Regions from separate parts of the Mus musculus genome. Here region 1 is linked to region 2. A link is a loop called in an ENCODE intact Hi-C map of the cell type or tissue named here. Cell type or tissue: left cerebral cortex. All regions are shown on one strand. Links, peaks and the distances in the headings refer to the core of each region. The heading gives the core; the rest is flanking DNA. Region 1 overlaps Ppm1f (protein phosphatase 1F (PP2C domain containing)). Region 2 holds the start of Mapk1 (mitogen-activated protein kinase 1).

Region 1 (16,197 bases), core at 5,512-13,511, 55 kb before region 2:
AGAAGGGTCTATTTCAGTCAGAAGGGAACTGTTACACAACACCATCTGCAAGGCAAAGCTACCTCCGTTCTCTTTCAGAGTGCATTTGTCTTAGGGTTTTTGTGGGTTTTTTGTTTTGTTGTTTCGTTTGGTTTGGCTTGGCTTTTGTTTGCTTGGTTGTTTTTTGTTTGTTTGAGCTCTCTCGAGTGTTCTCTCTCTCTGTGTGTGTCTCTCTCTCTGTCTCTCTGTCTCTGTCTCTCTCTCTTTCCCGAGACAGGGTTTCTCTGTGTAGCCCTGGCTGTACTGGAACTCACTCTGTAGACCAGGCTGACCTCGATCTCAGAAATCCACCTGCCTCTGCCTCCTGAGTGCTGGGATTAAAGACGTGTGCCACCACTGCCTGGCTTTTTTGTTTTTTTGTTTTAAAGATTTATTTATTTATTTTATGTAAGTGCACTGTAGCTGTCCTCAGATACTCCAGAAGAGGGCATCAGATTTTTGTTACGGATGGTTGTGAGCCACCATGTGGTTGCTGGGATTTGAACTCGGGACCTTCGGAAGAGCAGTCAGCGCTCTTAACCACTGAGCCATCTCGCCAGCCCCTTGTTTTTTTTTTTAAGACACATTATCTCTGTGTAGCCTGTCTGGCCTGAAACTTGCTGTGTAACCCATCCTGAACTCCAACTTGAAACAATCCTTCTCCCTCTGTCTCTCAGGTACTAGGATTACCCATGTGAGCTACCACACCCAGCTTTCCAGAGTAAATGTGAATATAGTTTGTTGTTGTTGTCATTAATATTTTATTATTTGTATTTGTGTGTATGAGTGTTTACTTACACGTAAGTGAACCACTTTTGTGCCTGGTATCTGCAAATGCCAGAGAGGGTGTCAGATCCTCTTGAACTGGGGTTACAGGTAGTTATGAGCTGCCATGCGGGTGCTGCACAACTGAAGTCAGGTCCTCTATAAGAGCGCTGTTGCTCTTAACCCTGGAGCCATCCCCCAGCTCTTGATCATCTTTCCAGAAGTTCAATGTCATTGTCTTTCCACCAAGTGCTGACAGCACAGCCAAGTTAGGGAGCTGAGCTCCTGCCTGGGCACTGCACGTGTCCCTCACATCCCTCTGCTGTCCCACAGCGGTTTGGGATGTTCTGCAGCAGAGTCAGATTGTCTCCCCTTTTGTAGTTCCTGGGTCACAGAAGCAGGACAGGAAGCAGTCAAGTATATGGCTCATGGTCTGGGAGGTACATGTGTGCAAGCCAGCAAACAGTAGAGAGAACCAAGGTTCAGTCACTTGCCCAGCACACACAGGTAAAGTGCTAGCCTCTACTGCTCTGTCTCCACCACCACAAGGAATTGACTTATGCTACCTGGGCGGATAAAAACACAGCCAGGTCTGGATCCAGTGCCAGCCTTTGCCCTGGGGCTGGATATTCTCTTTCCCATGCCAGGTGGGAACATCTTCCACACAGTCCGAAACCCTGTTTGGTCCTAGCTTGACCCTTCCGAGCCTCAGGGTCAGGCAGGGACCTTTGAAGGTGTAGGGTAAAGATGGAGTGGCCTGGTGCTGGAGTTAGTGCTGGCCAGGGTAGGCACACCTGTGGATCAGGTATCTGCCAACCTGTAGCTTGCCCAACTCCACTCCATCCCACCGGCTCTTGCCTGTAATCCCTGTCACTACCTGCCAGTTTCCAGAAAAGCAGTCAGACATGTTTGAAGACTCCTGCAGGAGCTAGAGCCACAGTAGGAACATGAGACCCTGACAGCCTAACAGCTTCAGAGAGGGCCCAGCCACCACAGGTGACTCTGAGGGTTGTGAGGACTCATGATGATGTCTCGTCCTGCAGCAGTCTAAACAGCCATCACACTATGGGCCCGCTTTAGGCCAGCTGACATTTAGTGTCTATTCTGTAGTATGCTTTCCTGAGGCAGCAAGGTGATGAACTTCTGCTGGTGGAAAAGCAGGGTACAGTAGTGAGGGTACAAGACTCAGGTCAAGTACTGTGGAGAAAGCACGTGGAAATAAGACTGAATCCTGGAGGCATGGGACTTGAGCACATCAGAGACGAGAGAGAGAACACACTGACCTGAGGCAGTGGAAAACTCTACAAGGGCTCACAGCCAACTCTCACCATGTCCAGGCCACTAGAGGGCAAGCTGAGGTCTGCTCTCAAAAGGATGGGCTGTGAGGTTGTAGATGGCATCTGCACTTGCAGATCAGTGGCTTCAGAAGGAAGGAGCCCAGGCATTGGGCCCATATGGAGAAGGCCTTGGGAGTCCACAGGGATTTGGAGATGCTCTGAGTGGTACTGGAACCTTGCACACTGCAGCCCTGACACCGGGGAAAGGGTAATGTGGCTATTACTAGAACTGCTGAGTCATCAAGCTTTGGCCGCAGAGATGCTGTTTCAGGAGGTGGGGAGGAAGCAGGAGGAAGAGGGAAGGGTAACAGAAGAACCAGGCAAGGGTGCTAGCTTGCGCCTGGAACAAGCATGGGCACAGGGCAAGGCTGTGATCAGTGCAGCCAGAGGAGGGATCCAGGAAAAGGAAGAAGGAACAAGGTTATAGGACCGAGCTAAGCAAGGCCAACCAGCTCAGCACATTACTTTAAACCCTGGTGCTGTAGTCCATGCAGACTGAGTAGGCCTGTTGAAACAGGCCTGTCAGGGAGGGGATCACTGGCCCCAGTGCCCACTCCAGCTCTGTTCCCACAGCCAGATAGCCTGACTTGGAGCTTCAGAAAGGAAGGTTCTGCAACCTAGAAGCCTTGGGGAGGTTAGGTTTACATGAGTAAAAGAGCGAGATGAGTGATCTCCCTCATCTAGGAGAGATTCAAGGTGCCCCAGAGGGCCTCAACACATGCACTCAGCTATTCACACTAGCCCTCAGGAGTCAAACTTTACATCTGTGAGCCTCTCCCTGGAGGGGACCAGCCGAACCAAAGAGTTTCAAGATACCTGTGGCTAGACCAAGCCTCTGCCCATCCCCCTTGCAAGTAGGGCTGGATCTATTGACAGAGACGATGCCCAGGAGTGAGTGGGGAGAAGGTTGGCTAAGGGGCGGACTTGCTACTGCCTCTCACGGCCTAACTCAGGTGTAAGAGTCCTGCCATGTGACCTTATGTGCACAGCACATGCTTCGGCCCAGCAGTTTTCACATAGAGATGACAGCCCCAAGTAAAAGATGAGGGATCTGCCCTCTGAGTCTGCACTAACGCCACTCTCCTGCCCAGGAGTACCTTGTTGGCCCAAGCACTGCTTAGAGATGTATCATGGCTTGCATGGGTGACCCTTCTACACTGCCCCCCCCCCATTCCTTGATTAGCCATCCTGTCTTTAATATGATGTCTGATTTGGATATCTAGGTAAGCTTCTTGACTTGGTTCAAGTACTTTGGCTTCAAATGTGTCTTAGGACTTAAGTTCTACTTATGTAGTGACATTCAAACCCCTGCCCCTGGCCCCCAACTCACCCAAGTTCCCACCTCATGACTGTCTCTTGCAGGATGAGAAAGCACGAATTGAAGCCCTGGGTGGCTTTGTTTCTCTCATGGACTGTTGGAGAGTCAACGGGACCCTGGCAGTGTCTAGAGCCATTGGTAAGAGAGAGGGCTGCTGCAGGGAACCATGGGCTTACTCAGTGACTTAGGGCAGAATAATGCTCCCTAAAGTATTCACAGCATTTAGACCTTCTAGACTTACAGTGGAACTGCCTCCAAATAAACCCAAGATAAGCTAAAAAACCACTGTGTTCAGAATGCGATCTACCGAACCTAGTGGGTCCCAGCTCAGCACAGCTCAGCAGCTGGCTCCGACCAAGGCTTCCAGCTGATTGTAAGCTGCAGGTCTCTCTAACCAGGAGAGGATCAGGTTCACAGTGTAGTTTCTATTTACTGTACATTGTCAAACACTGTAGGAAGAGTCTAGCTCGCTTGGTCAAGTGCTTGCCTGGCATGCACAATCCTGAGCTCAGTCCCCACTTGTGCTGCTGCTGCCGCTTAAACCAAGTATGGTGGCACACACCTGTAATCCATCCTAGGAGGTAGGTAGAGGAAGATGAGAACGTCAAGGTTATCCTGGACTACATAGGCTATTGGAAGCCATAGAAAATTAAAGGCCCTCTCTCTAGGGCCTACTAAAATATAGTAGGAAACCTCTAGCCGGGGTTAAATATCCTATAGATGATGTCTTCTGTAAGCTCACTCATGGTAATGATTCTTTTTTTTTTTTCCTCAAAAAAAAAAAAAGTTTAAGATCCTATTTCTTCTGGAGAATATAGCTTCCCATTCTTCTCTGTCTCCTGTCACTGCTGAAACCCAGCTCAGAGAGCATACCTGCCTCTTCCTGTAACTCCACCTCCATCTACTCCATCTACACCTGCCCTCTCACCCTCTTGAGGTCTTTGTTGGCTCCTTCCTCATAGCCTGTCTTTGTACTGCTCTAGCAGTCTATCTGTAGACACACTGGAGATGCAGCCTTCCCTGGAGTGAGATCTGCTCTGTGGAGCTGGGGGGGGGGGGAGGGTGTGACTCTCCTACAAAGAGGGTGGGAAGCACTAAGCAGGTGACCCCTTGAGAGCCAGCTGGGCTCCTGTACCTGCATGCCCTTGGGGATGGTGATATGGGTTGGTTCTGAGCACACGGGAAGTAAGAAACAAGGCTCTTCTGTCTGTTCATTCCCAGGGGATGTCTTCCAGAAGCCCTATGTGTCTGGGGAGGCCGATGCAGCATCCAGAGAGCTAACGGGCTCAGAGGACTACCTGTTGCTTGCTTGTGATGGTTTCTTCGATGTTGTCCCCCACCATGAAGTCACGGGTCTCGTCCATGGCCACTTGCTCAGGCACAAGGGCAATGGGATGCGTATTGCTGAGGAGCTGGTGGCTGTGGCCCGTGACCGGGGCTCCCATGACAACATTACAGTCATGGTGGTCTTCCTTAGGGAGCCCCTGGAGCTGCTAGAGGGTGGAGTCCAGGGGACAGGGGATGCCCAGGCAGATGTAGGAAGCCAGGACTTGTCCACTGGCCTCTCAGAACTTGAGATCAGTAATACCTCACAGAGAAGCTAAGTGGTCCAGGCCTCCAGGCCCCATCCGGACTCTCCCTCTGCCCTCGTGATCCTCCCCTTCAAAGACCTTAGATCCAAAAGGTATAGTGGGCAGGGGTGCACACTCTCACAGCATTCCCTTAGCACCCCAGCCCTTCATGTTGCCTACCACAGCCTGTCCTCATGGCTGCAGAACTGCAGTAGGCAGCTAGTGGATCTCAGAAGGAAACATAGGAAAATGGCCTCACCGAAGAGCAGATGGCTGAGGTGATCAGGGCCGGACAGGTCTGGGAACAGAAACCACAGGCACCTGCTGGTAGCCTAACCAAAAACACAGGTCAGGTCTTGGAGGACCCTCACACAGATCCTGGAATGAGATCTGCAGCCAGGTGTCCAGCCCAGGCTTGTGGCTTCTCATTGTACCCAAGGCTGGGAGGGTTTGGTCTGTACTAACACACAAGCTCGCAGTCCTGCTTGACTGCTGGCTTCCCAAAGAGGAGACATTGGTCTTGCTGGGAGGCACAGCAGGAGAGTGACCCACTGCCACTGCACTCTAACTGAGTACTAAGGCCACTAGGGCTTTCTAGACCTCGCTTTCCCCTTGAGCTTCCTGGGGAGGTGAAGTGAGGTGTGTGTGTGTGTGTGTGTCTTTGTGTGCTTAGATTTATTGCAGGGAAAGGTCTAATCCAGAATCAGTATTCAGGCTTTGTCATGTTGTATCAGTGCCAAGGTGACCCTCAAGGTCATGTAACTTAAGCAAAGCTTAGCATTTATTTTATTCCTGAAAACTTAAGTATTTTACTTTTTTGTGTGTTCGTGGAGACATTTGCAGTATTAATGATTTTATTTTTCCTAAATCGGGATGGAAACAAACTTTTCCAGGTTATGTTAATAAGCCACTTAAGTGCCTTAAACAGCTTTGGTGTAGATGAGAATTGCTGGGTCCGTCATGGATCCTGATAGGCAGACGTGTTGAGGTTCTCAAAGAGGCTGCATTTGTTGTGGGAAGGCACACTTTCAGCCAGCACTCTTTCTGGGAAAGTCCTTTTGTGCGTCTGGGCACCTCAGAACTTCCTTGAAGTGATGGGTAAAGGCTGTGACTATGGGCACCTGGGGTGACACTGGCCTCCTTGTCCACCTTGGAGTCTGGCTGGTTCCCAGCTGAGAGAACCTTACTGCTCTTGGCTAGAAGATTGACACACTCAATCTCTCTTGAAACTCTCTTAAGTGTGTTTGCAGTTATGTTGATTGAGTTGTTGAAGACAGTGCTTAGGTGAGGAACTTGGGCAAGCCCAGCAGTCCACCATCTTTCTCCTGTGACTTGTGTCCTAACCTGCTAGACTCTGTCCTGACCTGAGCAGCATGAAAGACCTCCACATCCCTAGAGCAGTGATGGATACAGTCAGGCAAGGAAACCAAGTGAGGGTTGGGGGGGATACCAAGAATAGAAGGACTAGGAGGCCCTCAACAAGGGCCAAGCGAGTCAAGGCTGCTCTCTGCAGACACTGGCAGGTCCAGAGAATAATGGTGGCTTAGCAGAGGCTCAGGGAAGGATCAGTAGGAAGAAGGGTGGCTGTGAGGTAGGTCCCCATGAAGGAGACATAGTTCACCTGTAGAGTGAAAGCCCTAGCAAGACTTGCAGAGCTTTGTTCATTGCACCTAAGCCCTCTTTGAAAAGAAGCAAGGGAGCTCATACTTATTCCTCTGAGGCAAGTTCACTTCCAGCAGTAGGAGAGCGAGCCAGCCAAATGCAGCTGGGCACCCACCTGTATGCTTGCCATTTACCCATTCCCACAGCAGGGATGGAAGAGCTGGGGCCATGTAGTTGATTCCTTGATCAAGTCTCCTGATAGGAACGTGATCACTCAGATGGCTGCCCACCTAATAGCTAGGTATTGCTTAACTTGAAGGCCTGCTGCCTTCCGGGGGGGGGGGGGGTGTCAGAATCCAGCATCCTCAGTGCCATCTCAACACAGGGTGTGGTTGTTGGTCCAGCCTGCCTGTAGCAGTGACCTTCATAGAGGGAGATAAATTGATTTTGGTTTTCTCCCATTTTTGCTAACCTGATCATTGCTGGTAAGAGTGGAATTTGGGCCTCCTTGGTGGTCTGGATTCATACTCGCATGTAAAGATGTGCCAAATATCAAGGCCTCAGTGTAAAGGGAAGCCCCTTTCCCAGGCTTGTCTGAGTGCCTCCCCCACCCTTCCCCCTGTCTGGCAATGGTCTGGGACCAACATCAGGCACTGCTCCATCCTGATCTAGTGGCCAAGGAAGACCACATTCTCCTACTGTTGAGGGCTGGCCTTGAGCGAGTTCCTAGGTACAGAGAACTCTTTTTGTCTGGACTGGAGTTGCCAGTACCAAGCCTACAAGACTTGTTGGCCACCTCCTCCTCAGAGTCTCTTCCCAAAAGAATCCCCTAGCCAGGATAATGGGTGGCTTAGTAGAGGCTCAGGGAAGGAACAGGGAGAAGGGTGGCTGTGAGCTCAAGTCCCCCTCTTTGCCACCATCACATTGTGTGAGCGGAACCAGTCACTGCACCTCTCAGGCCTCAGGGAAAGGCATGGAGGGCATGCATAGCATTACCAGGAGCTGCCAGAGCACGGGAGCCCATCCTCCACCAGCAGCAGAGAGGGGTTAAGTATTATTAGTGTCTATTCTTAAAATTAAGTGGGCTGGAACAGAGCTGAGTTACAGGCGCCAGTGTCTTACACAGATACAAAAGCTGAAGCCGTCAGCCTGCCTTTGCAGGTACAGCTGCCTCCCAACCAAGGCCTGGAGGCGTTAAGAGGTGGGAGGGCACAAGCAGGCTTTCAGGAGTGTTGAAGCAAGGGATCTGCAGCATAGCTTTGGGCGTCTCCAGAACTCATGGTGAGGGAGGCACCAACACCTAGAGGTCTTAAAAGCCCTGCATTCACCATGATCTGTCTGCCCCTGCCCTTTTGGGTTCTTCTGCATGCAGTGCCCCCCTCTCCTGATGCTAAGTTTTGGCATGGGTGTCCTGGCTACCTCAACTGTATTCTCAAGGCCAGGAGGATGGCTCTGGCCATACTTACGGAAGCCAGGCCAATTTGTGTGAAGCAAGCTGGGCTTCTGGTTTGATTCAGCTTCTGTAGCCTCCAGGGACCATCCTCTGGAGTCTTGTGCTTTCACTGGACTCTTCAGCTTCACCAAACACACCAAGCTTTGCCATTTACATGCCATGTGGGCCTTGCCAAGGGTTATTTCAGGGGTCTTCCTGGGAGTCTTGTTCTAAGACACCGTGTTTCTTTAGTCTTAGGGACAACTCCCAAGGTGATGAGCTCATAGGACGTCTTCCCATGGGGCCCTGTACTGGTGTCAATAAACCATATATTCAAGATTCCTGAGTGCCACTTGGATCTCTTCCCTGTGCGTCTGTCTATAGTTAACATCTGTATCCCTGACAAAATACTCAACAGAAAAAGTATTTTAAAAGGTGTTCTAAGCTGGGCGTGGTGGCACACGCCTTTAATCCTAGCACTTGAGAGGCAGAGGCAGGTGGATTTCTGAGTTCGAGGCCAGCCTGGTCTAGAGTGAGTTCCAGGACAGCCAGGGCTACACAGAGAAACCCTGTCTTGAAAAACAAAACAACAACAACAAAAGGTGTTCTAGAGAGTTTAGCCCATGGTTGATCCCATGTGCTTGAGCAGGAACATGTGACAGACTTCATGGCTATCTACCGCAAAGCCAACCCAGGAAGAGTGAAAAGAAATGACCAGGGACCCACAGGATGTGATGAGCTTCCAAAAGCCAAGTCCTGCATACTGGTTTCCACAATTTCCCAAAATAGTGCCAACAACTTGGTACTTGGGACAAAGCATTGAAAACCTGAGACTTCATGAGACATTTTGGATTTGGGGTCCTCTTGGCATCCAGGGTATGTTTGGAAGCTGCTGAGGAGCTGGTCCTGGGTTAGGGTTAGGGAGACTGTCCATCCTACCAGCCATGGGGTCCAGAGGGGTAGTAAAGAGGGGTCAGGCCCCTGAGGAACCTAGCAGCATCTACAGTGCCTCTTCACAGCCTGAAATGCCTCAAGCATTTGGGCACTGAGCACAAGGTCCTCCAGTCAACAGTCAGCTGGGGCCACCTGTGGGCATAGACCCTCACAGTATTTCAAGGACCACTTGCATGGACACTAAAGCACCAGGCATTTCTTCTGCCTCCACCCTGCCCTCTGCCTGGCACTTGCCACATCCTGCATGCAGGGCCAAGGGCAGAAGCTCTCAGAAGATGGGATGCAGAGTGGGAAGCACAGCCCTAGGCCCCTGGTGAGTTTACTGAGCATCACTGCTGGCTCTGAGACAGGGTTGTGGGTGATTCCTTTTTCTTGTTCACATGTTCCCCTAAATTCTGTTTTCTTAATACAGCAAACATGCCTTTGTTTTCAGTCTCATTTTATTTCAGTAGAACAGGCAAATGTTAAAAATCCACATTTTGGGTTTATTATCTGGAAATACTCAAATAAATTAGTTACTTTCACATTGTTGTGACTAAAACCCTGACAAAATCAAGTGATAGAAGACAGTTCATTTTGGCTCACAGTCCGTCTGGGCAGGGAAGGCATGTCAGGAGTGTGAGGCCAACCCAGCAGCTCAGAAGAGCAGATCTCATCCACACAGGAAGCAGGAAAAGACCAGGAAGCAGGGCCAGCTATAAACCATCAAAGTCCACCCCCAGTGACCCACCACCACCACCCCTCCATTGTAACTCCTGAAGGTTCCATAACCTCAAACAGTGCCACCAGCTGAGGACCAAGTATTCAGATTTCTGGGGACATTTCATACTCAAGCCACAACACCAAATAATCTTAAAAAAAAAAAAAAAAAAACACTTAGGAATCTTCCTCTAGTTGGGCGTGGTGGCGCACGCCTTTTATCCCAGCACTTAGAAGGCAGAGGCAGGCGGACTTCTGAGTTCGAGGCCAGCCTGGTCTACAGAGTGAGTTCCAGGACAGCCAGGGCTATACAGAGAAACCCTGTCTCGAAAAACCAAAAAAAAAAAAAAAAAAAAAATCTTCCTCTAAAGGGAGTCATAAAGAGCTTAGGGTTGCTATGGAAACAAAGCTGCAGCACAGTGCTGTGCATCAGGATTTAAACACAGTTCTATAATTGAGCCAAGTTAAAAGGTGGTGTGTGCTAAGTCTAGAAACATGTTTACCAAGAGCAACTGACTTGTAGTGAGTATGCTTTAGGTTGGATGTGGTAGCACACACCTTTAATCACAGCACTAAGGAAGGCAGAGGTAGGGTGATCTCTTGAGTTTGAGGCTAACCTGATCTACAGAGAAATGCTGTCTTGAAAACCCAAAACTTAAAAGAAGAGGAGAAGGTGGTGGAAGAGGTAGGGTGGGAGGAGGAAGCAGCTGCTGCTACTGGTGAGAGGTCAGCTGGTAACATAAGAAATAATAAGACTCAGAGTGTCTGGATCCACAGTCCAGGTAGCTAAATCAGGGTATGAAGGACAGCATCTGAGGGGAGCCTGTTAGATAAGGCTCACTGTTGTAATGAAAAGCCTGCAACTATAGAGCCCTATGGCTAAGGAGACTGGTCCTTCAGGACTTGCCTTAACAGGTGAGGGACCTGCCTCAGAACAATTACAGCAAGTGGCCTTTAAGAGAGATCAGCTTGGATCCACTGAACTCCGAATTGGACTCTAGACCTGCAGCCCTCCATCCTCCACAGTGACTTCTGACTCAACTTCTGTGCCCTCACCCACCTTGGAGACAGCCAGTAGCTGTTAGAGTGGAATTTGCTCCCAAAGGTCTCAGTGCAATAAGCACATGCAGAGTCAAGTGGACTGGAGCCCCCAGTACACAAGAAACCACTCTTCAGGACAACTGAAAGCTGCCTCAGTACCCTTAAGGATTAATACATCATTTCAAGTCAAGATGACTGAGAATCAGCAGGAGAGGGTCTCAGTCCAGCCACGTAGCAGACATCATCCTGACATGGCACACAACTCCCAAGGGATAACAGGGCGTCCCACAAAAAGCCACCTACCAAATCTTCACCAAGAGTGGAAGATACATTGCCTGCAAAGTCTACATGGGCAATTCTTCAACCCGAGGAAGGGGCAATTTTCAGAGTCTCTAGTTTCTATCATTTGGTTTGTGATTCCTTCATGAAACAGGGGGAGGGGTTCAGGGGGAGAAGTAACAGGTAACAGCCTCTTCCTGAGCTTCCTTGGGAGCCTCAGAGAGCATTGAAGCTGCCTGCATGAAGCACAGCCTCAGAATGCTAGTGAGGATAGGATGGGCCATCCAAAACTAAGGATGTGTGAGATGCCAGAAGAAACCCTGTTACTGTGTGAACTGTCAAGTCAAGAAGTCTTCTGATAAACATCATTTCTGCTTTTTAAGTATCCTTAACTGATCCTGAGAACTAGGAGAGGCCTGTGTGCCTTCGGCTTGCTAGGGCTTACCATCCTAGCCCGGCTGCACTCCTTCCTCCCAAGCACAGGCTCAGCCCAGGCCCTGTCTACTCTGCCTTATGGGACCCCTCTCCTGTTCCCCAGCCTTGTCTGCTGTGTTCCTCTTAGCCCTTCCCCAGCACCCCCAGACTGGCCATCCCATTGCTGTTAGACTATATTTTATGGGATGCAACATAACCTGCTGCTGTTGGGTCTGGGGCAGTGGGGACAGGGTTTCCGGGGCTGCAGAGTGGCAGAACCAGGCAAGAGGCAAATAGAGTCTGTTTTTTTTTTTTTTTAATTTGTCCTTTCACAATTTCACTCATGTACACAATGCATACCCTCCTACAACCCACCCTCTCACATCTCCCTACAACCTATAAACCATTCCTCTCCCCTACAAATATCTTTTCGCTGACTAGTGGGCTGATGCCTACCCTGTCCCCAGCACTCCCTGCCCCCAGGGGACACAGCTGCCCACTAGGCAACAAGCCCAGAAGAAGATAGTGCCAGCATGCAAATCTGGGGGTTTCTGATCAGGCCCTGCCCCTGCTGCCCACGCATCCATCTGTCTTCCCCTCCCCACACCCACACAACTCCTCCAGAGCCCCTGGCAGAACCTCCTTAAGTATATGCTGCCTTGCTGTTCCTGATGAGTCGACTCGTGTATCTGAATCTCCAGATGGTGGTTTGCATTCCCCCTGTCCTCCAACTGCATGTAGCTTGACACACTCACTCAGAGCCACCAGATGGGAGTGGGGGAGGCAAGAAGGACAAGTGAGGTGTGACGGGTAGATGGGTGTAGTGGAGGCAATTCATCCAAAGGACTGAGCTACCAGGATAGAGCAGGGTATGTGTTAGACTCTACCAGGAGGGAAACAAGCTAAAGCTAATAGAAAGAGTGGGGGCCATGGTGTGCTGGGGAGAGGAGGGGAGAGGCGTTATGTCCATCAAACAAGAGTTTCCTCCTGAGGAAGGGAACCTGAAAACCAGGTCTCCCAGGCTGGGTCTAGAATGTAGCAGAGCCAGAAAAAGAGGCAGAAATCCTGATTAGCAAGCTGTTATCTGATTTGACCACAGATCTCCACACTGGAGTCCTACATCTCAGCCTTATTAACTTGTCTGGGACCTGGATGGGCTCTAAGCTAATCAAAGATAGGTCAAAGAGGACTTCAGATGGGCCCCAGCACTTGGGAGGCCAAAAAAGAGAGCTGCTTAGCCTGGGCTATATTGGGAGACCTTGTCTCAAAAAAATCAAAACAAGAGGCTAGGGAGATAGCTCCCTTGGTAAAGTGTTTGCCTTGCCTAGGGATTGAGTTCAGACCCTAGAAGCTATGTTTTTAAAAAGCCAGACTTGATGGTGTATGGGGACTCAGACAGGAGGAATTCTTGGGGCCCTTCAGCTACCCAGCTATATTACAATTCTCTGGGAGAATAGAAGCAATGGTTGGATATATATTAAAAAGAGACTTACTAGACTAATGTATAACATGCAATCTAGGTAGTTCAACAATGGCTATGTCACGCCAAAAATGGTCAAGAATCTGGTAGTTTGTCATCCGAGGGTTGGTAGGCTGACAGCTACCAGTCTTCAGTCTGCATTAGAAGTCTTAAAAAGCTTGTTCTGATATCAGTGAGTTCAGCAGTTGCAGCAACAGAACAGATGAGTTTGCCAGCAAGAATGAAGGCAGACAGGCAAAAAGCAAGCTTCCTTCTTTTATCTCCCTTCTAAGTTTCCATCCACATTTAGTATGAGTCTTACTTTTTTTTTGGGGGGGGGGGGTGTTGAGACAGGGTTTCTCTGTGTAGCCCTGGCTGTCCTGGAACTCACTCTGTAGACCAGGCTGGCCTCAAATTCAGAAATCCGCCTGCCTCCGCCTCCCAAGTGCTGGGATTAAAGGTGTGTGCCACCCCTGCCTGGCCCATTTTAAATAATATAACCAAGAACTCCCTTAAAGAAGGATGGTGGTACACACCTTTAATCCCATCACTTTGGAGGCAGAAGCTGATAGATCTCTGTGAGTTCAGGCCAGCCTCAGCTACACAGCAAGTTCCAGGCCAGGAAGAGCTACATAGACTCTGTCTCAAAAAAAGAAAAGAAAGGAGGGAAGGATAGGGAAAAAGTGTCCAGCACTTAGTTGATGGTACATTCAGTCACCTTGACAACCAAGAGAGCACATCCCACCAGCCTAGCATACTTGGTGAATTCCAGGTCATCGAAAGACCCTCTCTCTAAAGAAAAATATAAGAACAGTGGGTGGGATTTGAGGAATGACACCTGAGGCAGCCCTCATACATGCAAACACCATACAAAATATATACACAACACACACCAAACACACACCCAAAAGAGTCATTTTGTGGAGGGTTGAGGAATCCGAATTCAGAGAGCCCAGGCCCTGAAGAATGAAGATTTAAAATCAAGGCCACAGCTAAACATCTGAAGTTCATTGCCAGGACTGTGATGGTTCAGGAGGGGACATGGAAGGTGAACAGAATCCTCACCACCTTACTGCAGTCATAAAGCGACGACAGTACTATGAGAAGCCTTGTGACTGCCACCAGCAAAACAGCTATGAAACGTGCTGGAGGATCCACAACATGGAAATGGCTCGAAAAATTAACTTCTTGATGCAAAAGAACCGTGCAGACCCGTGGCTGGCTGCTGAGGCTTGGGGCTAGACACCCACATTAGTTCCATGTCCACCTCCTTTCTTTATCCAGTCAATTTCTGTTACTTTTCTCTACAATTAACTCAACCACAAGTGAATAAGACAGCATGGACATAAGAAGCTATCTTATTGGTCCACAGCAGGCCCTTCCTTGATTAAAAGGAAAAGAATGAAAAAAAAAGCCATTTTACCTAACAACCTAACAGTCTCCTAAAGCACAGAGTCCTGAGGCAGAGGCGGCATCAGGCGGCCTCGTGAGGGGACTGTGGACACCTGCAGGGGCCTCAGATAGCTGGAAACTAGTGCTCACTACAACAAAATCAGTTACCTCTGGATGTTAGCTACTATAGGCCTTATATTACTATTTTTGTAGTTTCTTGTTTGTTTAACATAGGATCTCATGTATCCCAGGCTGGCCTTGAACTCCCCTGATCCTCCTCCCTCCATCTCTAGAGTACTGGAATGGCAACTCTGCACCACCACACCTTGCTCAAGTATGTGTTTTTCTTCTTTCTCCTCCTTTCCTCTTCCTTTTATCATTATCATCACCATCACCAGGGTCATCAACACCATCATCACCATTGGCACCACCACCACCATCATCTTCATCAGGCTGAACTCCAGGTCTCACCCATGCCAAGAATATATTCTATCACTGAACTTTGTTTCTGGCCCTATATTTTCCAACTGTTTTTTGGTTGATTTTTGTTTTTGATTCAGGGTCTCTTGTAACCCAAGATGGCCTCAAACTCTCCTGTACCTTCCAAATTCTGGAAATACAAGCACACATGCTCACGACTGACAGAGAAAAACAAACAAAAAACATGGGTTTCTGATGATCAAATTCAGGCCATATGTGCAAAGCAAGCCCCAGACCCCCATTTTTTTCAAATGTATGTGTGTATGCACATGTGTGCATGTTCATGTGCACATCTCTGTGTGTGCATGTACATGCATGTGTGTTCATATGGGGGGGTGCGTTAGGGGTAGGGATGTGCATGCATGTGAGTGAATATTTGAGGCCAACAGTCAGCCATGTTGTCTTCTTGAAGATACTTTGTTGTTTTGAGACAAGGTCTTTCAATGACCTTCACCAACTAGGATGGCCAGCAAAACCCTAGGGCTCCTCCTGTCTCTACCTCCCTCCTGCTGGGACCACAACGTGTGCCACCATGCCTGGCTTTGGTTATGGGGGTTCTTGGGATCAAACTCCAATCCACCTGCTTGCTAGATAAGCATTTTTTTTGTTTTATGTTATATAGGTGTTCTGCCACATATATGTATGTGTTTCAAATGTATGCAATGTCTGTGAAGGCCAAAAGAAGGTGTCAGATCCCCTCAGACAGGAGGTAAAAATGGTTGTCAGCCACCATGTGGGTGCAGGGAATCAAACCTGGGTCTACTAGAAGAGCAGCCAGTGCTCTTAACCACTAAGCTACCTCTTCAACCCCGATAGAAGCATTTTACCAACTAAGCTATCTTCCCAGCCCATTTTCTATATTAGTAAAAAGTTTTAAAATCAGAAAAATAATACTATGTTGGGAGCCGCCCCCACATTCGCCGTCACAAGATGGCGCTGACATCCTGTGTTCTAAGTGGTAAACAAATAATCTGCGCATGTGCCAAGGGTATTTTACCACTACATGTACTCTGCCTTTCCCGTGACGTCAACTCGGCCATGGGCTGCAGCCAATCAGGGAGTGATGCGTCCTAGGCAAAGAATAATTCTCCTTAAAAGGGGACGGGGTTTCCGCCATTCTCTCTCTTGCTGGCGCTCTGGCGCGCTGGCGCTCTGGCTCCTAAAGATGTAAGCGGGGGGCTTTCGTTTTTGGGGCTGGGGGCTTGCGCTCCTGCTCCTGAAGATGTAAGCAATAAAGTTTTGCCGCAGAAGATTCTGGTTTGTTGTGTTCTTCCTGGCCGGTCGTGAGAACGCGTTTAAGAGTTGGTGCCGAAATCCGGGACGAGAAAATCCGGGACGAGAAAATACAAGAAAACTCGGGACGGGAGTTAACCATCACCGGCGCAAGGAAGATCCCTCATTCCGGAACCAGAACTGCGGGTTATGGTAATGAAGGT
Region 2 (16,197 bases), core at 4,303-12,302:
ATGCTCTGGGCTCAGCCGAAGCTGTGTATTTGCACAGCTTGGGTATGGCTCTCATCTTATACCATCATCTAAGAAAATAAAAGTGACCTTTACATCTCCCTTGTTAAAAACCATTAAGTTACATCCCTAAAGGTACTTATTTGGCCACTGCCTCCTGAAGCTGACCACCAAAGTTCAGCTGTCAAAGCATTGACATCTATCAATCAAAAGCCCCTTTGGTTCACCTAATTAATATGCCCAATTAAAATTAAACACCTTAACCTAGCGCAGGGTTTCCCCTTTCCCTTTGTAAGCTCCCATTTGCCTATGCGTCTGTCTCCTCTCTACCCAGAGGCAGTTATTTGTCCCTTGGGGTTAATATCCCTTCCCCTTTTCCTCCTTGTCCTGTTGTTGTCTCTTACTCTACCCTTTGTTCCTCTGGAGCAAATACTCTTTTGTAATGAGAACTTGGTTAGTGTGTCCTAGGCTATCTTTCATTCCATTTATAACAAAAATGACATGGACTGATGGCTTAAATTATGACTTTGTAACACAGTTTTAGAATTCCACAGTGTAATGGTTATCCAAAGAAAATGGAGTACTACCGGGAAAAGGAGACAGCTGTGCTAGGCAGGCCAGTATGACAGCTAGCCATTGTTTCCTAACATTTTTTAATTGATCAAATTTGAATTTGAATGGATAAAATTTAAGCTTAATTGCTAGAGCTTAAAGTAGTATAATGATAAATATGTTAATAAAATACTAGTTAGGAATACAGACATGCTAATTGCTAATTGGGGAGGGATGGCCTTTTAGGCGTTCCTGCTGGCTGTTGTGTGTGGAGGAATGCTTTGGTGGATGGCAGGTATGCGAAGGTGGCACAGGGCTGATAAACGAGCCTTAGTGCAGGCTATGGCAGCCTTGGAAGCAGGAACATCCCCCCAATGTTGGCTCAACATGCTGGATCAGTAATCAATGACGGGTAAGATCCTCATGTGCGCATACCAACCCAAGACAGGATGGCAAAAGTGAGTTCGTCACTCCCATGACGGGTAAGGATGTGGCACAGTGGGGGCAACCTAAGACAGATGCTGATCCCAGAGCTACTAATAAAACAAAAAGGGGGAGATTCAGGAAGCAGGTGCGGCCGCATGGGCCAAGATGGCGCCCTGGCCCATTGCCAGGCCCCATGAACCCCACATGTTTACTGCCTTGCCCGAACATGCACAGTGAAACTGCATGCATAAGCTGCCTGCCAAGTTAGACTATTCCTCGTGATCCAGATCTGTCAGCCTATCTGTGACCGACCTGAGCTCGTGCTTGGAGCGTGTGTGATTCTGATTGGATGAGGTGGTGTGGAGCAAGATGAAGTCAGCTGCTGCTACTATGTGAGTATAGCCCTTGCCCTAAGTAGAAGTTGTAAGTAAAGCTGCAAGTAAAGAAGAAGCTGCTGCATGAACCTGACTTGGTGTCCATGTCCTTCTTGTCTCTGTGGGTCAGAGACTGTGGCACTAATCTTGTACTGGGGACATCAGATAAGAGCAAATAGAAAACAGACAAATAGCCGGGCATGGTTGCACACACCTTTAATCCCAGCACTCGGGAGGCAGGCGCAGGCGGATTTCTGAGTTCGAGGCCAGCCTGGTCTACAAAGTGAGTTCCAGGACAGCCAGGGCTACACAGAGGAGAAGGAGGGGGAGCAGGGGAGCAGCAGCCACCCCAGCTTCTCAGGGCTTTGGCATTTTTATACCTTCTCAAGAGTACCCAGAATCACACCCCTACCAGAGCATGAGACAAATCATAGTTAGAGGCTATGGACAATCTAAAGCAGCCCATATCCCACATCTAGGATTAAAACAAAAACATATTCACATAACATAACTGTTTTTTTTTTAAGAAACCAAAATTCTCACTACAACATACTAACCCATTAAATCCTCAAAAAATATTTAGAAATTTAAGATCTGTTTCCACTATGCTCCTTTCTGGAGCATAGAAAATTTGCTCAGAGTTACAAGTCTGGTTTTAGTTTGTTTGTTTGTTTGTTTGTTTGTTTGTTTAATTTTAAGTTTTATTCTATGTATATAGGTGTTTTGCCCAGACATTTCACATATGTGTAGTTCCAACAGAGACCAGAAGAGGATGATAGATCCTGTTGTGAGCTATCATGTGGGTGCTGAGTACTGAACCTGGGTCTTTTGAAGAGCATCACGTACTCTTAACCACTGAGCCCCTGACTGAAGTGTTTTGTGAGTCAGTGTTCACACTTAGCTATTATTGCTCCTTCAGAGCTTTTAAATCATTTATGTGGTATATCATACCTTATTAATCTGTTTCAGCGCCATAGTATGTGCCTGGCTCCTTGCTATATTGATATGAGTTCAAAGGTCCAGCCAAAACTCCTGATTATCTGGGAAGTGTGGAAGGATCATAAGGCACAGGGTTCAATCCCCAGGAGCAAAAAGAAAAAGGGAAGTTGGAAGTCAGGGGATGAATAGGACCAAATCTCTTATAGACTGATCAATCCCAGGAGCAGGAGAAACAACTGTTGGAAGAAGTCAGACAGTGTGTAGACTCAGTGAGATGAGTCAACGGGCTTTCACCAACCCGGTGGCTACACAAAATCTTTGCTCCTCAAACTTTACAAGTATACTAATAACCTGGAGGTCTTGTTCAAAGGCAGATCTGGATTTAGGAGGTTAGAGATGGGGCCTGAGATGCTACATTTCCAACACCCTCAGAAATGCTGCTGCTGCTGCTGCTAAGTCTGGAGACCACATTTTTGAGTAACAAAAATATATTAAAGAAATATTAGGCCTGGGGAGAGGGCTCAGTCAGTAAAGTGCTTGCTACAAAAGCAGGACAATCTGAGTTCAGATCCCCAGCATCCTCAGAAAAGCCTGGCCCAGCAGTGTGCATGTGTGCCTCCCCCATGCCCCACCCACCGTGTTGGGCAGATCCTGGGCCAGACAGATCCTGGAAGTTCAAAGGCTAGCCCGCTTAGCAGAAATGGGAAGTTTCAGTGGGCAATGCTGTTTCCAAAACTAAAGCAGAGAGCGAAAGTGGAAAACACCTGAGGTTAACCTCTGGCCTCCACATGTACAGACACAGATAAGTGTGTTTATACACACACACATGCACATACATTCATACACCTCAAACATGTAAAGGAACCAAAAGAAACCTTGAATAATTCATATACATTAAACTTTGTGGGAATTTGTGACTGAATAGGTGGTGGTACTTACATTCAGAAGTGAAGTAAATTATATAGTGAATAAACCTTCCACCACAAAGCAACACCTAGCTTAAAAGGTACTATGGTAGCCACATTTCCACTTTGTACCTATGTGACAGTAACACTATCCACTAGATACAAGATGAGGAACAGGTTTGGGTGGAGTAGATAGTAATAAGATAACATTTATTGGGTACATAATATACTCTGCACTGGGCTCTTTGTGTGTTATTTTATTTACTCTGTAGGACATATTTATGAGGTGGGTATTATCGCAACCCTTCATAAGTCTGAGGAAATTGAAACAAAGGTCTTCTCAATTAGCTGCTGGTAGTTTGGATATATATATATATATATATATATACACATATACATATATATTTAATGTAAATTTGGGAGATCACATAGCAGTGCTCGGTGTACTGTAGATATGCTGACCTGGGACTCAAGAAGAGTTATTCTTGGGCCAGTGAGATGCCTCAGAAGATAAAGGTGCTTGCCACAAAACCAGATGATCTGAGTGTGGTTACCAGAGCTCACACGGTAGAAGACACATAATTCATCACTGACTTCCACAGCTGTGCTGTTTCAGCATGCCCTGCCCTCCACCTCCACCACCCCACCATGCAGTAAAGAAACAAGCACAAAAACAAAAAGTTGTTCAAAGCCAGGCATGGTTGCACATGCATCTTTAATCCCAGCACTCAGGAGGCAGAAGCAGGCAGAGCCCTGAGGCCAGTCTACAGAGTGAGTTCCAGAGACGCCCTGCCTGGGGGGATGTGGGAGGTGGGGCACCAAAGGGAGGGAGGGAGAGAGAGAGAGAGAGAGAGAGAGAGAGAGAGAGAGAGAGAGAGAGTTAGTTATTCAGAGCAACAGAGATCTAGGAGGAATTAAGACATTAGGGTGAATGAAATGATACCAAGAGTCACAATCAGACCTTCCAACAGCTGCCAGGCGTGTTTTATTTTCCTTTAGCATTTAATTACTACACAAATTATTATCATGAAATCTGAGGGTCAATATTTAGGTTTTTTCTCTTTCTCTCTCTCTTTCTTTTTCTTTTCTTCTCTTCTTTGTTTCTTTCTTTCTCTTTTTCTTTTCTGAAACAGGGGCCAGTCTCCTGTACTCCTGTAGCTCAGGCTGGCCTCAAATTGTTTTGTAGCCAAGAATGACCTCGAACTTCTGACCCATCACCTCTACCTTCTGAGTGTCCCCTCTGACTACTGATGTCTCTCTCTGGTGCTAGTTTTTAGCTTTTTAAATAAGTAACTTTATCTTCTGCTAAAATATCATTAGCTTGGTTTTTTGGGGTTTTTTTTTGTTTGTTTGTTTGATTTTTGCTTTTTGTGAGACAGTGTTTCTCTGTATAGCCCTGGCTGTTCTGGAACTCACTCTGTAGACCAGGCTGGCCTCGAACTCAGAAATCTGCCTACCTCTGCTTCCCAAGTGCTGGGATTAAAGGCATGTGCCACCACTGCCCAGCTCATTAGTTTGTTCTTTATCTCTAAAATGTAGCAACTTTTGGCAGCTGAAGAGATGGCTCAGCAGGTAAGAGCCCTTGCTGTTCTTGCAATGAACCCAGGTTCAGTTCTCAGCGCCCAGCAGCAGCTTGCAACAGTCTCTAACTCCAGTTCCAACACCCTCTTCTGGCCTCTACCATCAGCAGGCAAAACATTTATACACATAGATAAAGATAAGTAAATCTACGTTAAAAATGTGTCCACCCACCCAGATTCTGTCTTAAAGTTGTGTGATGGTTAATACTGTCAATCTGACAGAATCTAGAATCTCCTAGGAGACAGACTTTGGGCGTGCTGGTGAGAAATTATTCAGATTATGTTAATGGAAGTTGGAAGACTCACCTTAACTATGGAGAGCACTGATCTGGGCTGAAGTACTAGGCTATATTAAACAGGGGGTTATTAAAAGCTGAGTATTAGCATATACCACTCTCTGATTCCTGCTTATGTAAGCAGCCACCTCAAGTCCTGAGCCAGGCTTTCTAACCGGGATGGACCGTATTCTCAAACTGGGATTCAAAATAAACCCTTTCTCCTTTAAATTGCTTTTGTCAGGGCATTTAAACACTGAAACAGGATAAGTAACTAACACAAGTTGACCTCTGCTTATTAATTTTCTGGAACCCCGAGAACCCATTGAATTTTCTACTTGTATGTCTGAGGAAAGTTTTCTTCCATTTTGATTATTGTTTCTAATTGATTGCCTCAGTTTTTTTTTTTAAAGATTTATTTATTATTATATCTAAGTACACTGTAGCTGTCTTCAGATGCATCAGAAGAGGGCGTCAGATCTCATTATGGATGGTTGTGGGCCACCATGTGGTTGCTGGGACTTGAACTCAGGACCATCAGAAGAGCAGTCAGTGCTCTTAACCGCTGAGCCATCTCTCCAGCCCAATTGCCTCAGTTTTATTTTTGGATATATATAGTTTGAATTCCTACAATTATCTCAATTATTTTCTTTCTTGCTTTTAAAGACAGGTCTTAGTATGGAGCCCTGTCTGAGCAAATGCTGTGATTAAAAGCATGCAATACTATCCTAGATTGTTTTCTTTTTTAGCGGTTTTAATGATTTTGCAAACTTTCCTAATATCTACCTTTTATACTGCTGACTTGTTCTTCTGTGTCATCAGATGTTTACTGTTTCAGCTGCTAATTTTATGTTAATTCGTGGGGTTTTTATTTCATGATACTATCCATCTATCCTGGTCTTTAAAAAATACATTTTAATAGAGCCATGGTATTAGGTTTCTTCTGAAATAGATTCTGCTGAATGGACTAAAACATTTTGAAGGATTAAAGAATCAAAAACTTGCCATATGCTTAGTATGCATTCCTCCACTGAGGAACACCCCAGTTCTTCCCTTTATTATTAAAGATTTACTTTTTTATCTTTGAGATTGCCTAGTTAATCTTTATTGATGTCTAGAAGGCCAGACTTGATGTCTCTAAGTTAGATCTCCATGTTGGCCACACAGGAGTCTGCTTCCAGGGATGGCTCAGGAGACAGTGGTAGTCACTTATAATCTCATTAGCTCTGCTTTGTCTGGGCATCCACCAACTTTAAGATTCCAATTTCATCCTTCAGTTTAGTGGTGTTTGTGACTGGTTCGGACCCATGACATCAAGTTTTTTTGTTTGGTTGGTTGGTTTTTTTTTTCTAAATCTTGTTCAGATGTTTTAGCCATTCTAACTATGCTGTGTTTCAGTATACCCATCTGTGACAAAACTTTTCCTGGGGAGACACAACACAGGTTTCCTCACTACAAACAGGAGCTCACAACAGACCAAAGTGTGGATGCTGCTGAAGTTGAAGAGTGTCCTTCCGAGTGCATAAGTTTGTCTAAACCATTACCAGGCAGCAGGCAGGGTTTTGCCTCTTCCAGGTAGCTGGTCTCAAGAGTCTTTGCAGCTCACCTGAGCTCCATCTCAGAGGGACTCTCAGCTTTTATTGCTTACTCTGGTGGGAGGGGCCTAGTGAATCTGGTCAGTTTTAAGGACTTCCTGAAACTCCTTTGAGTTTTTTGATTGGTTTTGTTTTTTTGAGACAGGGTTTCTCTGCATATTCTTGGCTATCCTGGAACTCACTCTGTAGACCAGGCTGGCTTCCAATTCATAAGCGATCTGCCTGCCACTGCCTCACAAGTGGTGGGAATCAAGGTGTGAGGCACCATGCCGCCTTGCTGCTTTTAGTTTTTAGTTTACTATTTCAGAAGCTTCCCCTCAAGTTAGAATGTTTCAAGTTCATAGAATGTTTCAGTCCTTCAGGAAACTGTTGCACAACACCTGGACCCGAGTCCCCAAATTTCTATGTCTTTTTCCAGTGTCCCTACCCACAGCTCTCTATACTTTCCCTTGGCTTTTTATTTCTTCACAACACTTAAGTGCAAATATTGTATTTTGTCTGTCTTTTCACTCTGGAAGCATGGCTGGCTCCAGTGCCGTAGATATTCAGCAAATCTTCTTGAACAAACCTCTAATTAGGGGATTCAATGTCTTGTGTTTTGGTTTCTGCTTACTTATGTCTCACACTGTTAGGTGTGTGTCACGGGCAAGAAGGTAGATATATGTAGTTAGTATAACAAAAGTTATATTTTATTATGCTGAAGGTCATCATGCAAGGTTTACAGTCTAAATTTCTTACAGTCCTAAGCCTGTCTCCCCAAGGTCACCTGTGTCACCTATCTTAGCTTCAGATCAGGTTTCTGATTTGAGGATCAGGACCCTGGCGGGGGGGGGGGGGGGGGGGGGGGAGTGGATTCTCTAGCCACAGAGCAGATCAAGGTGTATCTCTCCAGATGTGTAGAGCAAATCACTGCTTTTGGTCTCTGCTTATATTCTGTCCAGTGGGCATCATGGGGTTCTAGGACTGTATCTGGTTATCTTGCGTGAGTGATGTCACTGAGCTCTGGATCAGGAGCAGCCTTGGATGCTGTGGGATTCCTGCTTAATCTAGTTTTATATGTCTAAAAGGCATTTTTTAAAATTATGCTCATTACAGGGTGAAAGTTTTTTTCTGGGTCTGGGTTATGCTTTTTGGTTTCTGTCCCACTCTGATGGTCTAAGTTCATCAGAGTGCACAATGTGGGCCACGTATTCTTAGAGGTCTGTCTCAGGGGTCCCGTGGTTGGTGTGCAGTGAGTCCTCTGGTCTCAAGCCAAGTCCCTGGTCCCGTGTGAGTTCGTTCTGGACCAGGCACAGCACCAGGACAGTGGGTGGGACTCTGTGGGGTCCTTATGCCTAAATTCCAACCTAGCTCTCTAGAGCTACCCAGCGCTTGGGTCTCCGAGCGCACATGACGTCCCTCCCCCGCAGCCGCAGTGCTCCTGCCTCACCTCGCTGCTTCCGCCGACCCGCGAGACTCCGCCCTCTCTACCAAGAGAAGCCAATCAACACGCACGCCCTTGACTCCGCCCTAGCGCCCTTCGACGCGAACCCTTCCCTCCTCCCACTCGTAGCCCGCCCGTCAGGCAGGAAGGCTGGCAGTGGTTCTACCGGCGGTTAATTCTCTCCTCTGTGTTGTCCTCCTTCCTCGTTCCCGATCGCCGGCGGGGGCGGCTACACGGGCGGCAGCGCGGTTCCTGCGGGAAGCGCAGCATAAGTCGAGCGGCAGCCGCGAAGCGTCGAACCGAACGCGGCGGCGGCGGCGGCGGCGGCGGCTGTGCAGCCAACATGGCGGCGGCGGCGGCGGCGGGCCCGGAGATGGTCCGCGGGCAGGTGTTCGACGTAGGGCCGCGCTACACCAACCTCTCGTACATCGGAGAAGGCGCCTACGGCATGGTTTGGTGAGTATCCGCGCTGGATTTCAGGCCCGGCCTCACGCGGTCACCCTGTGCCCCCTGCCTGTGGCTGATCTGGACGCACCCACGGCCCTTCCCGCGCCTTGGCCTCGCGTTCTGCGGCGCCCCGGACCCCTGGCTTCTTGGCCTTCACTCCTGGAGCCCTGGGGCGGGGTCCTGGAGCCGGTCGAGGCTTAGGTGTTGCTCCTCGTCTTCCTCTGCTGCTTCTCGTTTGCGGTTGGAGGGGCAACCCCGATTGAGGCCAGGACTCGAAGACTCCGGGGCTTGGTCTTAAAGCGCGTACTTTCGAGGCTTCTCCCTCGGGACGGGAACGGAAGTACACTGTGTCTCCTAATTTATAGCATTATAGCCACCGCCTCTTGACATTAGATTAAAGCCAGGAATTGTATTAGATGCTTGTCCGTGGTGGCGGCGGCCATGGTTTTGCAAGACGGAATAATAGGCTTGTGTGCTGAGCACCAAAATATTTTTCTTCTCTTCTGTGTACGTGAACAGCATTCACAAAATATCTTAAGTAGCGCTAATGATGCTTTCTGCCTCGGGCTTAACCGTTAATGACACAGCGTTGGTTGTGGACATATTGAAATCTTGAAGTTTCAAAATGGATTTAAATATACCGATTGTGTTTCAGAAAGGATAAGCCAGCATCACTCTAGAATTATTAAGAAGTATTTGGAGTTAGTCCTAATTTGACTTTAAATTATCCCGTCGTTACCCTCAAGAGTACTCTCTTAACAGTGTGAATGTATCCATATGTTTTAGCCCGATTACTGTGATCGTTTCCCCATAACGTTTCAGTGTTCAAGAATAGTTTTTGCACGATCACTTGCAGGATTTCCTGCATGTGGAATGTTGAAGTGTATTGTTTTAACTAAAACAAGTTCATTTATCGAAGGTCTCTGAGATAGTTTAATTTAACTTAGCTATCTTGAGGAAAGAGAAGACAGCCTTTTTCAGATAAGGTATTGAAAGGAAGTCCTTTTACAGGGCGAAGAACTAGAATCAAGCTTTGCTGTAGAAAGATCCTGTTTTAAATGCTTCAGCTCTTGAGCTATTGCACAGGCCTCTCCTTGATTTAATAATCTCAGGACTTCGGCATATTTTCCTGATGAACAAGTCTATTCAGAAATGCATTAAAATTTGAATAGTCATAATTTTAGAAATGCCAGAAAAGGTGTGTTTTCACCAAGTGTGCTAACAAGATAGAATAATTAACGTTCTTTTTTTTTTTTTTTAAAGAAAAGACTCATGAATAGTTATATTTTTATGAGCAAAATGTCTCATAGTATACAATTACGAAGATAAAAGTGAACTGGACCTGCAAGTCAAAAGAGGAATGGAGAAAAAGTACTTTCCATATCACATTTGTCTTGCATGTATTACTACCCTGTACCTGCTGGTAAATATGCCAGTAACACTTATTATTGACACTCATGATTACCCACTATAGGCTCATTTATTTAAGGGGGGATTATTTTAAGTAGGGACAAAAAAAAATTAGGATCTGTCAGTTGAACTCACACATTCCCCACCACCCTGAGAAGATGGATTATTTAGATCCTGTTGCTATTCACCTTTGAAGTTTCCACTTGCTGTGCAGAATTCTTTTTAAAATTCAAATTTTAGGGGCTGGAGAGATGAGTCGGCATTTAAGAGCACTGGCTGATCTGGGTTCAATTCCCATGGCAGTTCACAACTGTCTGTAATTACAGTTCCAGAAGATGAGATGTTCTCATAGAGATGCATTCAAGCGAAACATTCATATGCATAAAATAAAGTTAATTCATTTTTTTAAGACAGGGTTTCTCTGTGTTGTTGCCCTGGCTGTCCTGGAACTCAGTTTTTAGACTAGGCTGGCACCTGCCTCTGCCTTCCACCTGGCACCTACAAATTTTAATTTTAAGAAAAATGCAGATGTAATTGGAATTTAAATCCTAACATCAGCCTTTTATCTCCAGATTGATAACATATCTTAGGTATCTTAGTATTTATTTAATAGTCTTAATTGTATGTCATTAGCATCTCATCAATGTTGAGTTTATGGCAGCTTCTTAAGTATCTACTTGAATAGTTGTGATCTTTAAAAAGTTGGAGAGATGGCATAGTGGTTGAATATCATCTGCTGCTTTTGCAGGACCTAAGCTCAGATTCCTGCATCTACATTAGATGACACTCCTACCCAACCCCTGGCTTCCAAGGGCATCTACACTCACGTGGTGCATAGAAAACTCACTAGGGGACACACACTAAAAACTGAATTTAAGAATAACTCTTTTAAAAAGATTATTTAAGGGATTTTAAGCTGTTCTTTAGCAAGATTTCCCTAAAACAGTTCTCCGGGAATAGTGCCTATCTGTTCAAGTTCCCTTCCTAGTCATTATGTAGAAGACAAAAAGATAAAATGTGGGGGTGGGGTGCAGGATAGATATAGCTCAGCAGTTGAGAGCTCCAACCAAAATTCAGTTCCTAATAGCCAGTAACTCCAAGTAATCTTGATGCCTCCGACCTCTTATGGGTGTCTCTGTGTGTATGCACATATATGGGTGTATGTGAGTACACATAATTAAAATTAAAATGTTTTTAAAAGAAGACTGAGTTTTGAGTTGGGCATTTAAATGTGGGTGTGATTTTGATAGACAGATAATAGGAACAGGTAACAGCTTGAGCTGTTGAGTCTAATCTTAGAAAAGTATTGAGGTAAAACACTGTAGAGGACTCCATAAGAAAAGTCGGTGGGAAAGAACGCATTGATGTATTTGAGAGTCATAGGCAAATTTTAAGTATGGTGGTGATACAGCAATCAGGCCGTTGTAGCCATCTCAAGGTGCAGTAATTCATTTCCAGTGGAGATGAGGAATCTTGAGCAAACAGAACCAGTCATAAGAGGTCTTGTGGAAAGTCACAAGAGATAGAATGAAGACAAGGTTAGTTATAAGGTGAGAAGCCAAGAAAGGTGGGTTTAGGTTTGAAGATTGCTGAGCTAAAATGAGAAGGTGTAGGACTGGTGCCATAATCCAAGAGAGGGGATACTGAAGGCAGAGTGGGTTTACCATGGAGAGAGAGATGGCTCTGTCAGTTTGTGGTGTTTGTAGCAGAGGCTGGAGAGGTGGCTCAGCATTAAGAGCATTTGTTCTTGCAGATGGCTTGGGTTCAGTGGTAGCTTGCAACTGCCCTTAACCCTGGTTCCAGGAAATCTGACATCCTCTGGCTCCACAGGCACATGAATGCACAAACATAAGCAGGTAAAACATACAAAAAAGAAAATCTTAAAGAAAGAAAGAAGCCTTTCTATATAGTGGGTAACAGTTAAAATCTTGGGTGGAGGAGTACAGATTGTTATTTGAGGCACTGGTTTCTTAAAATTGTAAAGTGCATGTTCAACATCTTTTTGGTATAATAGTTAGGAGATTTTTTTTCAGAAGGGTTCATGATCCCCAGTATGGTTAAGAGCCATGACAGAACAGGAGGAATAAAAGCATCACTGGCAAAGAAGAGAAACCTGAGAACTGCTGAGATGTGTAGAAGAATGGCAAACGTCAGAACAAAGAAATGGAGTTGTGTGCTAGGTTGTCTACTAAGATAACTGTTTTAAAGAAGGTCTTTAAAAAACCAGTAGTGTATTTTTGTGTGTGTGTGTGTGTGTGTGTGTGTGTGTGTGTGTCTTTCTGACTGTCCTTGAAGGCCACAAGCATTTGTGAGTCACTTGATGCTGGTACTGGAAACTGAGCTGGAGTTCTCTGCAAGAACAGCAAGCACCCTCAAACCCTGAGCTATCCCTCCAGCCCTGGATGAATCTCATTTTGAAATACTGTGTTTCTGAATGTGACGGAGGGGTTGGGAGATTTAAGGTCAGGCTATTGGAAGGGGTGAGAGGCACTCTGAGAAGTAAAGGGTATAGGGTATCTGCCTGTAGGTATGGGGAGGCCAGGAACTGTGCGGAAGGGAACCAGGAAACCAAGACTTGATATTGTCACAGGAACTCAGGAACTCAAGGACCTGGTAGTCATTAAAAGGTTACTACAGGGAGCAAGAGCATGTAGTTGAAGACAAGCTATTATATTCTTCACTCTTTTTTTTTTTTTTTTTTTTAAAGATTTATTTATTTATTCTATGTAAGTACACTGTAGCTGTCTTCAGACACTCCAGAAGAGGGCGCTAGATCTCGTTACGGATGGTTGTGAGCCACCATGTGGTTGCTGGGATTTGAACTCTGGACCTTTGGAAGAGCAGTCGGGTGCTCTTACCTGCTGAGCCATCTCACCAGCCCCCTATATTCTTCACTCTTAATAAAAAGATGATTCCTGTCAGATTCTATTATGTTCTTTTTCCCTGATAGTGCAGTATTCCATGCTTTTAAGATTTTGTGATTGAAGCATTCATATCTGTGTCACTTACTTTGCACTTTAAGAAGTATGCATCATCTAACCCTCAAGCTACTGCAAAACTGACTAGCTTTTCTTTTGTTCTTTCCCGGGACGTGATTGAGAGCATTTAGGTGGCTTACTCTAGGACATGGTTAGAAGTGTGAGTCAGCAGGACATGACAGTACCAGGAGTATAACTCCGTGGAAGAGGGCTTGGGCCTGGTACGTGTGAGGGAACCTATCCTGTCTGATCTGTAAGTGCCATTCACAAGACTTTAGAGTTGAGGTGGGGGCACTGCGTAGCTCAGTGTGGTGCTTTCTTAGCACTCTCTGGGGCTCATCTCCAGTGTTGAAAACAAGCAGGGAGGGAAGGTGAAGGTGAGAAATGACAGCTTAAGTTACAAAACATTATGTTCTCTTGCATCTCATTTTTGCCTTCCTTAAAACTCTTCATATAAACCACCAGGCGTGGTGGCGCACACCTTTAATTCTCAGCGCTCGGGAGGCAGAGGCAGGCGGATTTCTAAGTTCGAGGCCAGCCTGGTCTACAGAGTTCCAGGACAGCCAGGGCTACACAGAGAAACCCTGTCTCGAAAAACCAAACAAACAAAAGAGCAACTCTTCCTATAAAGTCATTTGCTCAGAAAGAGCTTCTCACGCACAGAATTTACTTGGTTCTTGCATGGTGGTGACTTTGTCTGAATAGGATATACTTAGGCAAAAACACAGACTGCCAGTGCTGTACAGGAACAATGCTGGGTGATAGAAGACTGTCTTTATAAGGCCTTGTGGATGTTTAAGCTCATTATTAAAGTATGAGTATTTTACCTTTAAAAGTGGTTTTGAGGCAGAGAGAAATAATACATGCAAAGGCACGGGACCATGAAAACAGCACATGTGGTCAGGAAAACCACAGATGGGATTGCTAGAGTAAAGGACACTTTCGGGGGAGAGGCTGTGGTTATGACAGCCGGGAGATTGGACGTGGTATTATAGAAGACTAGAGAATCGAGGGATGGCCCTGTTTTCACAGTTAGAGAATGTGTGGGTTTGCCTGCTCTGTCTGCTCCTGCCTTTACTTGTGTTTTGTGTGTTTTGAGAAAGGGTCTAGCAGCTCAAGCTGGCCATTGACCCACTGTGTGACTCAGGCACAAATGCTGGGATAATAGGGTATGCCACCACACCCAGATTAGAAATCAGAAACTCAGACATAGTTGCTAAACTAACAAGTCAGAGATTGTATTTAGAGCCTAAAAAGCATGAGGAGGCTGCTCACAAAAACATCAGAAATGTAGTGTTTCTGACAACGAGGTAGTTAGCTGTAACTTACCCTGTTACATGAATTTGCTTGGCATGATTGTTACATGATTATTTTCAGTTCTCAGGTATTATGAAGGTTCTTGTGAAAAGCATCCGGATTTCCCAGGCAACCATATGTACTTATTAATTAAAAAGAGTTGAAGCTGAGCAGGGTAAACTATCCTTTAATCAAGCACTGGGAGGCAGAGGCAGGCAGGTCTCTGAGTTCAAGGCCTAGCTTTGTCTACATACTGAGACCTTGTCTCAAAAAACAATTGAGGGAAAAAAAGAGACAATAAAAACAATATAAGAAAAACAAACAAGAAACAAAAAACCCCTAAAGACAGTTGAAGGCTGAGAAGATGGCTGGTGGGTAAAGGGTAAAAGTTTCTTGCAAATTTGGTAACGCTAATGTGAATTGAGACCTTTGGAATCCATGTAAAAGCTGTGTAAAAATTCATGGTAGCATGTGTTTGGAATTATAGCACCCCTGAACATCAAGTTAGGAGGTGGGGACAAAAGATTACCTTGGAAGCTCATGGGCTAGCTAGCCTGGAGTATCCAGCAAATGACAAACAAAAGACCTTGATTGAAATAAGGTGGAGGGCCAGGACCAGTCAGCCCTTGAGGTCCTCTGACCTCCACATTTGTGTCCTCACACAGATACAGAAATAAGTATTTGAAAACATTTCTTTCCCCGAATACTACTTGCTGTGCAACCTTAGAATGGTCTGTGTGCCTTTGCTTTTATTCCTTTTCACTTTGGAATGTTCCACTAGTAAAGACTGACAGCCTGACCTTTGAAATGGCCCACTCTGTGTGAGGAGAAAGATGCAAGGAGGGTTCTGACGTGAGGCTTTATGGAATGTGAGCAGAACCACTAGAGAAAGTTACAAACAACAAAGTGAAAGGTTCCTTGTTGACAAAGAAAATTGAAAGGATTGTGTTCTGTCTGGGGTTTTCAAACTGTCACCTTTCCAAGGGCCGACAGAGCCTTCACGTACGGGAAACCTTATGAACAAAACCTTACGGATGACAGTCCTCCTTTTTGAAGCATCAGCACTTTGGTCTTTCCTTCTCTCCCACCTTTTTGTTTTCCTTTCAGTCATCTATTAACCTTCACACATGATTATTAGGACCAGCAACATAAGGCAAGGGTTCTGTTGCTTTAAATGCATTAAAAAGTCCACAGACTAGATTATTCTCTCCAGGGTCCCTGTGGTGGTTTGAATGAAAATGTCCTCTGTAGACTCTTGTATCTGAATACTTGGTTGTCAGTTGGTGTCCACCTTCTAAGCGCTAGGGTTACAGGTATTCACGGTTACACCTGACTTTTTATGTGGTTCTGAGGACCTGAATTCAGGTCCTTATGCTTGTGTGTTTGGCTAGCATTCTGCTTGCTGAGGCACATCCCTAGAGTCCTCAAGAGACACTCTTGACCATGTTTTCTAAGGTTAGTGTTCTTTCTGCTTGGCTGCAGTGTTCATTCCAGCATTTCTCTAGTTTATAGTGTCGCTTCAGTGCAGTAAGAATAGCATAGATTTTTGTCCAATTAATTACATGCAGCTGTGGGAAATTACCCAACATTCATATTTTGTGAGGAGTGTAAGAGTGCCAGGGAAGTATTGAGTGTGAATACCTGTTGTACTGTGACAAAGCAATTACCTAACAAGCAATTTGGGTGGTAAGGTGGCTTAGCAGGCAGAATCCTAACTAATCTGACTTGGATCTCTGAGAGCCAGCTCCTGCAGATTGTCCTCTGGGAAAAAAATTATATATATATATATATATATATATATATATATATATATACACGCGCCATATACATGCTCATGCCTTTAAAAAATAATTTTTTAAAAGAAAAAGCTACAGAATAGTTTCATACTGAAGGAGTCTACATTATATGTAGATAATATGTAGTACTCAATTCTGATTTGGCACAATTGACAAGACTAGATTGGAATCTAACATTGGGTTATGATTCAAATGTTAAAGAGT

Evidence for each region. A loop is a pair of places that touch in the nucleus more often than their neighbours do. Peaks named below come from ENCODE experiments on the same cell type or tissue, not always from the same donor. Only the 100,000 strongest peaks of a DNase experiment are listed, where the experiment ranks them.
Region 1: it touches region 2 in a loop (5-fold over the local background); 8 of 42 quality-filtered maps call a loop at or near these places.

The regions. Positions count from the first base shown.
Region 1 is chr16:16,918,981-16,935,177 of GRCm38, forward strand. Ppm1f (protein phosphatase 1F (PP2C domain containing)) reads left to right here. Exons shown (of 8, transcript NM_176833.4): 7 at 3,483-3,576; 8 at 4,660-8,395. The coding sequence ends at 5,042. It also overlaps the pseudogene Gm46540. Among named protein-coding and RNA genes, the nearest start is that of Ppm1f, 31 kb to the left of the region's middle. In left cerebral cortex, for the core only: no CTCF peak of the experiment used is centred there; DNase peaks (open chromatin) are centred at 7,798, 10,200, 11,334, 11,521 and 1 more place; H3K27ac peaks cover 5,819 bases.
Region 2 is chr16:16,975,218-16,991,414 of GRCm38, forward strand. It overlaps Mapk1 (mitogen-activated protein kinase 1), which reads left to right and starts at 8,165. Exons shown (of 9, transcript NM_011949.3): 1 at 8,165-8,522. The coding sequence starts at 8,410. In left cerebral cortex, for the core only: CTCF peaks have their summits at 8,294 and 8,588; DNase peaks (open chromatin) are centred at 8,123 and 8,687; H3K4me3 peaks cover 3,805 bases; H3K27ac peaks cover 2,070 bases.